Regions from separate parts of the Homo sapiens genome. Here region 2 is linked to region 1. Evidence: chromatin contacts called from ENCODE Hi-C or POLR2A ChIA-PET data. All regions are on one chromosome and are shown on one strand. Each heading gives the region's core, a stretch centred on a gene start or an enhancer-like site at or near the end of the contact. The rest is flanking DNA. Distances are from core to core; before and after follow the strand shown. Region 1 overlaps TLK1 (tousled like kinase 1). Region 2 has its middle 130 kb from the start of METTL8.

The links. Hi-C counts contacts between places; a loop is a spot of excess contacts on that map. ChIA-PET counts read pairs that join two places held with the same protein, here RNA polymerase II (POLR2A). Pooled maps may share reads with other maps.
Region 2: a pooled map shows a loop between it and region 1 (1.8-fold over the local background). The contact joins two enhancer-like sites. A Hi-C loop is called at or near these places in 1 of 168 maps with a recorded cell type or tissue (GM12878), 4 of 37 single-sample maps with no recorded cell type and 11 of 50 pooled maps. POLR2A ChIA-PET finds 5 or more read pairs at or near these places in 4 of 52 experiments (OCI-LY7, Panc1, activated CD4-positive, alpha-beta T cell and 1 more).

Annotation. Positions count from the first base shown.
Region 1 is chr2:171,083,957-171,088,298 of GRCh38, reverse strand. The region is part of intron 2 of TLK1 (tousled like kinase 1); the gene reads left to right. Among named protein-coding and RNA genes, the nearest start is that of TLK1, 75 kb to the left of the region's middle. Within about 2 kb of position 1,903, at least 5 of the 41 ENCODE cell types and tissues checked have a DNase peak (open chromatin) inside an H3K27ac peak, as active enhancers do; they include GM12878, where a contact is called at or near this core.
Region 2 is chr2:171,306,075-171,310,416 of GRCh38, reverse strand. No RefSeq gene overlaps it. Among named protein-coding and RNA genes, the nearest start is that of METTL8, 130 kb to the left of the region's middle. Within about 2 kb of position 2,601, at least 2 of the 41 ENCODE cell types and tissues checked have a DNase peak (open chromatin) inside an H3K27ac peak, as active enhancers do; they include GM12878, where a contact is called at or near this core.

The sequences.
Region 1 (4,342 bases), core at 654-3,153:
GCGCAGTGGCACTGTCACAGCTCACTGCAGCCTCTATCTCCTGGGCTCAAGTGATCCTCCTACCTTAGCCTCCTGAGTAGCTGGGACTGCTGGTACATGCTACCACATCTGGCTAATTTTTTTTTTCCTCTGTAGGGACAGGGTTTCACCATGTTGCCCAGGCTGGTCTCAAACTCCTGGGCTCAAGCCATCCGTCTACTTCAGCCCCCCAAAGTGCTGGGATTATAGGTGTGAGCCACCATACCCAGCCATGGATGGGTTTTGCAGTAGGATGATCTAGTTAAGTCATTTCTCTGAGGGACTTATAGAATCTCCCAGAGAGAGATTTTTATCATCTCATACCTGTGGAGTAAAAGCTTGGCTGCTAACTTTTTAGAATTGAGAACAAGAAAGGGCCTAAGGGTCTCTTTAGTGTAGACTTTCTACTTAACCTTCTCTGTTTTCTCAGCTGTGCCTTATGCATCTTAGTACAGAGTTCTCCTAGCTCACTATTTCCAGAGTGAAGTTGGCCTCCAGCATTTATGATGACAAGTCAACTGTTACTTTTATCCTTTTTTGTTCTCATGTGTACTTTCTCCAGCTGCTTTCAAGATTGTTTTCTTTATCTTTGGTTTTTCAGCAGTTTGACTATGATGTGCGTAGGTGTGGTTTTCTTTGTAGTTATCCTGCTTGGGAGATTGAGTGAACTTCAATCTGTAAATTAATGTCTTTGCCAAATTTTGGGATTTTTCTGGCTGTCATTTTTTCAAATATTTTTTTCTGCATATTTTTCTCATTTTATGACCCCAGTTACATGTATCTTAGACTGCTTCATGGTGTCCAACAGACACTATTTTTCAATATTTTTTTCTCTGTTCTTTAGTTTGAGTAATTTCTCTTGACCTATCTTCAGTACTCTTTTTCCATTCTTCTGTTAAGCCCATTCAGTAAGTTTTCTATTTTAGAGAGTGAAATTTTCAGTTGTAGAATTTACGTTCAGCTCTTTTTACGGTTTTTATTTGTCTGCTGAAATTTCCAATCTTGTCGTTTGAGCTACTTATATTAGCTGCTTTATGTTATTTATTTGCTGATTCCAAATCTGTGTTACTTCATGATTAGTATCTATTGATTGTCTTTCCTCTTGAGTATGGGTCACTTTTTCTTGTTTCTTCATATGATTACAAATTTTTATTGTATCCTCCACGCTGTGAATGACACATTACAGTGACTTTGGAGACTGTTTTTTGTTTGTTTTTCTTTGTTTTAGGAGGCAGTTAACTTGGCTAGACTGAAATTTAAGCTATGTCTCCCTGCAGAGGGCAGCACTGACATCCCTGCTAGTTGTTTTAGTCTTATCTAGGCTGCTTATCGTCTGCTCCGTTTTTGCATAGATCACTGACCAGCCAAAGAAGTAGGCAGAGTTAATATGCAGAATTTGGGACTCTCCCTTTGTGGATCTTTATTTTCCAGCGTATCCCTCCTTACTTTGCAGCCTCTTTGGAAGCTTGAAACTCTTGTTTTTCAAGCCAGTAAGACTAAAGATTTTGATCTGGGTTTCAACTGCTGTTTGTGCAGCTCTGATCTCCGGGACCTTCCCCTCAGCAAAAGCTGTAAAAACAGGAAACCTACCCAGATCTATTCCCTTCTTCTCCTCTTCTTTTTTTTTCTGTTTTTTTTTTTTGTTTGTTTTTTTTGAGACGGAGTCTTGCTCTGTTGCCCAGGCTGGCATATAGTGGTGCGATCTCTGCTCACTTTAACCTCTGTCTCCCAGATTCAAGCATTTCTCCTGCCTCAGACTCTCTAGTAGCTGGGATTACAGGCATGCGCCATGACGCCTGGCTGTTTTTTGTATTTTTAGTAGAGACGGGGTTTCACTATGTTGGCCAGGCTGGTTTTGAACTTGTGACCTCAAGAAGTCTGCCTGTCTAGGCCTCCCAAAGTGCTGGGATTACAGGCGCGAGCCACTGCACCCAGCCTCTGTTCCCTTCTTCTAAGTGTTGTCTTGTACTTAGATTCTGCCTACTTTTGGTTCAGGTAGTGGCTTTTTTAAATCCTTTTTTTCCAGGATTTATATATAGTTATCTGTAGAAAATAAGGTATTCTGTTTTTACTGGTGGTGGAATCTTATTCATCTACCTACCTACTTATATTTTTATTGTTTGTTTTAAAAGATAAAAATATTTCATGAATTTTTATTGATATTTCCTATTCAAACTCAGGATTATAAGGTTTTTTTCATATGCATCTTTATACTGTGAATTATGAAATTCGAAGATACGAAGCAGAGGATAGAATTGGATATCCCTTAATTATTTTACTTTATTCTGTATTTCACACACATAGCTGTCTCAAAATAACATTAGCACAGTGAACAAAGTGGGTACTGAAAACAATTATTTTGTGTATGCTTTCCATCCCCTAGTTTTAAAAATACTGTACTATTAACTTTGCATGCATTTAGTCATTAAATATTATATCCTCTCCCTTGTCATTATCATTTAATCTTGATCAACAATAAGTCATATTATTGCTTGCCTTCAGTTCTTAGACTGGTAAACTATTCATTTTGGTTGTCTTAAGCTTGTTCTGTAGTAGATTCTTTAGGAAGGGCTCATGGGAGCAGGGTTCCCTAATTGCTTGCATTTTTGGTAACCGTTTATCTATGCTTTCCATGTGTTTAAAATGGATTTTACTGAATATAAAACACTTTGCTTTTATTTTCTTTCCTTGAATAGCTTATGTCACTCCATTTTTGTCTGGCATAAAGTGTTTGCCTTTGATGTTCGCTTTCTGGGTTGTTATTCCTAGGTGTGCATGGTGCTCTGTCAGTAGTTTCAATTTTTTTAATTGAACATTTAAAAAACAACAACTGACAACAAGAGACTGACAACTGAAAATGTCAGAGACATTTTTTTTTCTTTTTTTTTTTGAGATGGAGTTTTGTTCTTGTTGCCCAGGCTGGAGTGCAATGGTGTGATCTTGGCTCGCTGCAACCTCTGCCTCCCAGATTCAAGTGATTCTCCTGCCTCAGCCTCCCAAGTATCTGGGAATTACAGGTGTGCACCATCACGCCTGGCTAATTTTGTATTTTTAGTAGAGACAGGGTTTCACCATGTTGGTCAGGCTGGTCTCGAACTCCTGACCTCAGGTGATCTGCCCGCCTCCGCCTCCCAAAGTGCTGGGATTACAGGCATGAGCCACTGTGCCCAGCCATCAGAGACATTTTCTTGAATTACAGTTTTTACTATTTTCTGGCTTTAGTAGTTTTTAGGGTCTTCTGTTATCTGTATATTGATCTTTGTTGCTTCATCATCAGCTGTAGCTTACTCTCAAATACTTTTCATCTCTTCATTTCTTTTGATTTCAAAAATGTCCCTGTTTTTTGCCTTCTGGTTATCTTAAAGCATTATCTACTGTATATATTTGCTCTTGGGTTCATTCAGATATACTTTTTATTTCTGAAACTTTTATTTTTAATGCTTTCTTGAGTTCTGTTACCTTATTTCCGAGTTTTTTGAAATCTGATTTATATAGTTGTTTCATGTCTTGAGTCCTTTTTGTAATATCTCTTAGTTCATTTTAAAATAGTAGGTTACAATTTTTACCTATTTTGTGGATGTGTGTTCCTGGTATGCTTTTATTATCTGGATGTTATTCTGTATCTTACTTTATTTTTTCTTATACCTTTATGACCTGCATAATTTTCTTTTGCCTACTTTCATGTGAAATTGGATTTCCTGAACACTTAAATGGTTGGTGTGGTTCAGGATGGCTTTTCTTACAGGGCTTTCTCTACTGCTGTTTTTAGGCACGCTTCAAAACTGTGGCATTTGCTTTCTGAGATTGCTAGGCTGTGTTCCCTCCCTTCTTTATCTGAATATTCTCTTTCCATTATTGTAATTGTACCTATATAGTACTCAATTTTCATTCCACACCCAGTAATTTGTACTCATTGTACCACCCTGTTATGTAAAGATCCGTTTCAAGGATTCGTGGAGGCTAGACTGCTCTCACTTTTTAAATGTAACCGTGGACTCCTCCCACTTAGTCACTAATTGAAAGTGCAAAACCCTTCTGTACTTAAGTTAACCTAGCTTCTGTACCTAACTTGTTGGCTGTTTTAGGTGTCTTTTGTTCTCGGTTATCAGACATCTGTTTCTTTCTGTTTCCTCCCATATTGATAATGATACCATACATTATCTATGGTTGTTGTTGACTTGTTTCCATCTGATGTTTTGAGGGGGATTCATGGAGATTCTTGTCACCTAGTTTTGTTGTAAATACAGTCTGTGGGTTTTTGGTTTACTATTTAGTTTTATACATTTTTTTGGTGGGTATTTACAGATGCTCAAACACTTTGCCA
Region 2 (4,342 bases), core at 1,352-3,851, 220 kb before region 1:
AAGATCGCGCCATTGGACTCCAGCCTAGGCAACAGAACAAAACTGTGTCTCAAAAAAAAAAAAAAAAAAGTCAGCTCAATTACTGATGAAGCTGTATTGGAAAGAATTGGCTTTGGGTACAAGTAATTAGTGTCTTCCTAATACTGAACCCTAGAATCAGGACTCACAGCTAGACAGCCAAAGACTCTACACAGGGGGCCCTGCCCCTTTGAGGCCTATTGCAGCACACTTTCATCCAACAGAAAGAGCAAAGAAGAGCTGGATTAAACAAGCCTAAGTAACCGCCCATATTCACTGATTACATAAATCACTCCACCTCTCCCAGGAAGGAGGAGGGTGGGATTAAAGAGGCTGGCAGTCTTAAATCAGTTGCTGTCCCTCCACATGGCAGGAAAGAACAGGAGTGGGAATTACCTAAACCTTTTATAAGTGCTGGGTAAAGCATATGCTACATAGACCAAATCTAGAGCAGTGTGGGGTGGACTCTGCTTTGTCCCTTTGCTGTTTGCTGAGTAGTCTGCTCAGAGATGCACTTGTCAATGGCTCTTCAGCATCTCACCACCTAGCTCTCACCAGGGGTCCGGGTAGTTATGGTTCCTTTTATTTGTTCACTTTCTAAAAAAAAATTTGACTTTTTGTGAATATTTGAATAGATACAAAATAGTTTCTATGCGGACTTAACATGGAAAGGGAGATGGTTGCATTTTTGGTGACATTACAACGCATACACGCATGTGTGAATGTGTGTGTCACACCGAATGATATTGTCAATGCTGGGCTGATGCCAAATTTAAGGAACATGGAGAACTTGGGAAAAGGCCAGAGATAGAGAAAAGATTGTTAATGGTTTGTTTATAGGGAAGAAATGGGTTTGCCCTAAAATAAATGCATACTAGAAGATGAAAATGACAGTGCCCAGGTAGAAACTGGCAAAAAGGGTTCTCAGAGCAAAAACATGGGACCCATTTTGGATATAAGTCCTAACTTCACTATTGCTGGTTTTGTAACCTTAAGCAAGACACTTGAAATCTCCAAGCTTCAATGCACTGAACTACAAATGGAAATAATGCTTACCTGCAGATTGTTGCAAGGACTAAATATAATGCACATCAAATGCTAGGTATGATGCCTGGTGATAACTGGCACTTAATAAGTGGTAATTAATATCATTATTAATATATAATATATAATAGTATATTATATATTTATAAAATATATATATATATATATATATATATATATTTTTTTTTTTTTTTTTTCAAAGGATGACCTGATGGTTAACTTTAGGTGTCAACTTGGCTGGATTAAGAGATACCTGAATAGCTGGTAAAGCATTATTTCTGGAGATTGGTATGTGAGTCAGTGAATTGAGTGGGGAAGATCTGCCCTCAATGTGGGCAACCTGAATAGAATAAGGTAGAGGGAAGGTGAATTTTCTCTCTCTCCTGGAACTGGGACACCCCCTTCTTCTCCTGCCTTTGGACTCCAGGTTATCTGGCCTTTGGACTCTGGAACTTGCACCAGCAGCTGCTTTGGTTTTTAGGCCTTCAGACTGAGAGTTACACTATTGGCTTCCCTGGTGCCGAAGTGTTTGTACTTGGACTGAGCCATGCCACTGGCTTCCGTTGGTCTCCTGTTTGCAGATGGCCTGTCATGGGACTTCTCAGCCTCCATAATTCTGTGAGCCAGTTCCCCTAATAAATCCTCTCTTCTCTTTATCTTTCTCTCGTTCTCTTTCTCGCTGTCTCTCTCTCCCCTATTGGTTCTATCTCTCTAGAGAACCTTGGCTAATACGGATGGTGAACAAGTCTTTGTCTCTTTTGAGGAGGATAAATAATTACAGGATAAATAATTTAAATATTTAATTATTTATATATAATATAAATATATTTAATATAAAATTATTTTTAAATAATTATTTAAATAAATAAATTATTAAATATTAAATAAATATTAAATAAATTAAAATAAATAATTTTTAAATAATTATTTAAAAATAATTAAATTAGCCTTAAGAAACTTGCTAACCGAAAAGTTGAGTTTTCTTATTTAAGAAAGTCATTGCTGTTTCTTTGGCTTATGTTTAATTCAGATAATCAAATGCTTATTAAGCATCTACTGTGTGCCAGAAAGTGTGATGCATACTGAGAATACTGAAATGCAGGTGGCTGATGAAATGAACCCCTGCTCTTTAGATTCCTGCAGTTCAGGATAGATGCCCATTTGTCTGAAATGTGGTAAGCATCTCCTACTTAAATCTTTAGCTCCAACAGACCATCACCATTTGGCCACCATAGTTTCGCCAACCTCAGCATATCAATTGGTATCCGCATTTTTTAGACCCTTTTCAAGAACCTCAGAGAACAAATCTAGCCATGTGCTATACGGCAAAAGCCAAACAAAGCATGTGAAATGGGTCCTTAAGGTATAGCTTTTGTACCATCTACCCTTTGGCATCCAAGGTCGCTTTTAACAATGCTGCCCATAACTCTGTGCAGAATGCCTCCTGCCACAGCATGTAGGACTTCTACTCACAATACCTAGCAGCACCTCTAAGCATCACCACAGTCCATCCAACTGGTCACAATTAAGATAAGATCTGAGCTGCTTTCCGGAGATCTGTAAGATTCTCCAAAATAGGCCAAAGACGGCTATAAAGCCTCACACTATGCATCATTTACTCAAAGCGGTCATCCAAGCATAGAACCTGATCTGACTCACCTTTACCACAGTTATCACCTGATCCTCACATAAACTCAACAAATAGCCCTTTTGGAGTCCAGAAATAAATACCTGCACATATGGTCAAATGATTTTCCATAAGGGTGCCAAAACCATTCAATGGGGAAAGGACAGTTTTTTCAACAGATAACATTGGGAAAACTGGATATCAACTTGCAAGAGAAATTGGACCCCAAATTTATGCCAGATACAAAAATTAAATCAAAATGGATTGAAAACCTAGATGTAGAACCTAAAACTATAAAACTCTTAGAAGAAAACAGAAGAAAAACTTCATGACATTGGGTTTGGCAATAATTTCTTGGATATGACAACGAAAGTACAGACAACAAAAGAAAAAGAAAAGTTGGACTACAACAACATTAAAAAGTTCTGTGCATTAAAGGACACATCAACAGAGTAAAAGGCATCCCACGCAATGGGAGAAAATGTTTGCAAATCATACATCTGATAAGGGTTTAGTATCCAGAATATATGAAGAACTCTTACACCGGGCATGGTGGCTCATGCCTGTAATCCTAGCACTTTGGGAAGCTGAGGTGGGAGGGTTGCTGGAGCCCAGGAGTTCAAGACCAGCTTGGGCAACATAGTGAGACCCCTGTCTCTACAAAAAAAAAAAAAAAAAAAAGAACAAAATTAGCTGAGCATGGCGGTGTGCATCTATAGTCCCAGCTACTTAGGAGGCTGGTGTGGGAGGATCGCTTGGGCCTTGGAGGTCAATACTGCAGTGAGCTGTGATCGCACCACTGCACTCTAGCCAGGGTGACAGAGTGAGATCATGTCTCAAAACAAAAAACAAAACAAAACAAAAAATACTCTCACAACTCAACAATAAAACCCTCAATTTTAAAATGGGCAAAGAACTTGAATAGACATTTCTCAGAAAATGTTATACAAATGGCAATAGCATATAAAAAAATGCTCAATGTCATTAATCATTAGGGAAATGCAAATCAAAACCACAATGGGATACCCCCTCAAACCCATTAGGATGGCTACTACCAAAACCCAGAAAATAATAAATGTTGGCAAAGGTATGGAGAAATTGGAACTCTTGTGCACTGTTGATGGGAATGTAAAATGGTGCAATAGCTATAGAAAACAGTATGGTGGGCCCCCAAAAAATTAAAAATAGAATTATCATGTGATTCAGCAATTCTTAGCATATACCCAAAATAATTGAAAGCATGGACCTGAGGAGATATTTGTACATGCATGTTCATAGTAGCATTTTTCACAGTAGCCAAAAGGTGAAAGTAACCCAAGTGTCTTAGTCCGTTTTGTGTTGCTGTAACGGAATACCTGAGACTGGGTAATTTATAAAGAAAAGAAATGTATTTGGCTCATGGTTCTGGAAACTGGGAAGTCCAAGGGCATGGTACTGGCAAATGCTTGACGTCTGGTGAGAGCCTTCTTGCTGTGCCATTCCATGGTGGAAAGTGGAATGGCAAGAGAGCATGAGAGGGAGAAAAGGAGGTCAAATGAATCCTTTTATCAGGAGCCCACTCGTGTGATAACTGCTTTAATCCATTCATGAGGGGAGAGCCCTCATGACCTACTCACCTCTTAAAGGTCTCAACACTGTTGAATTGGGAATTAA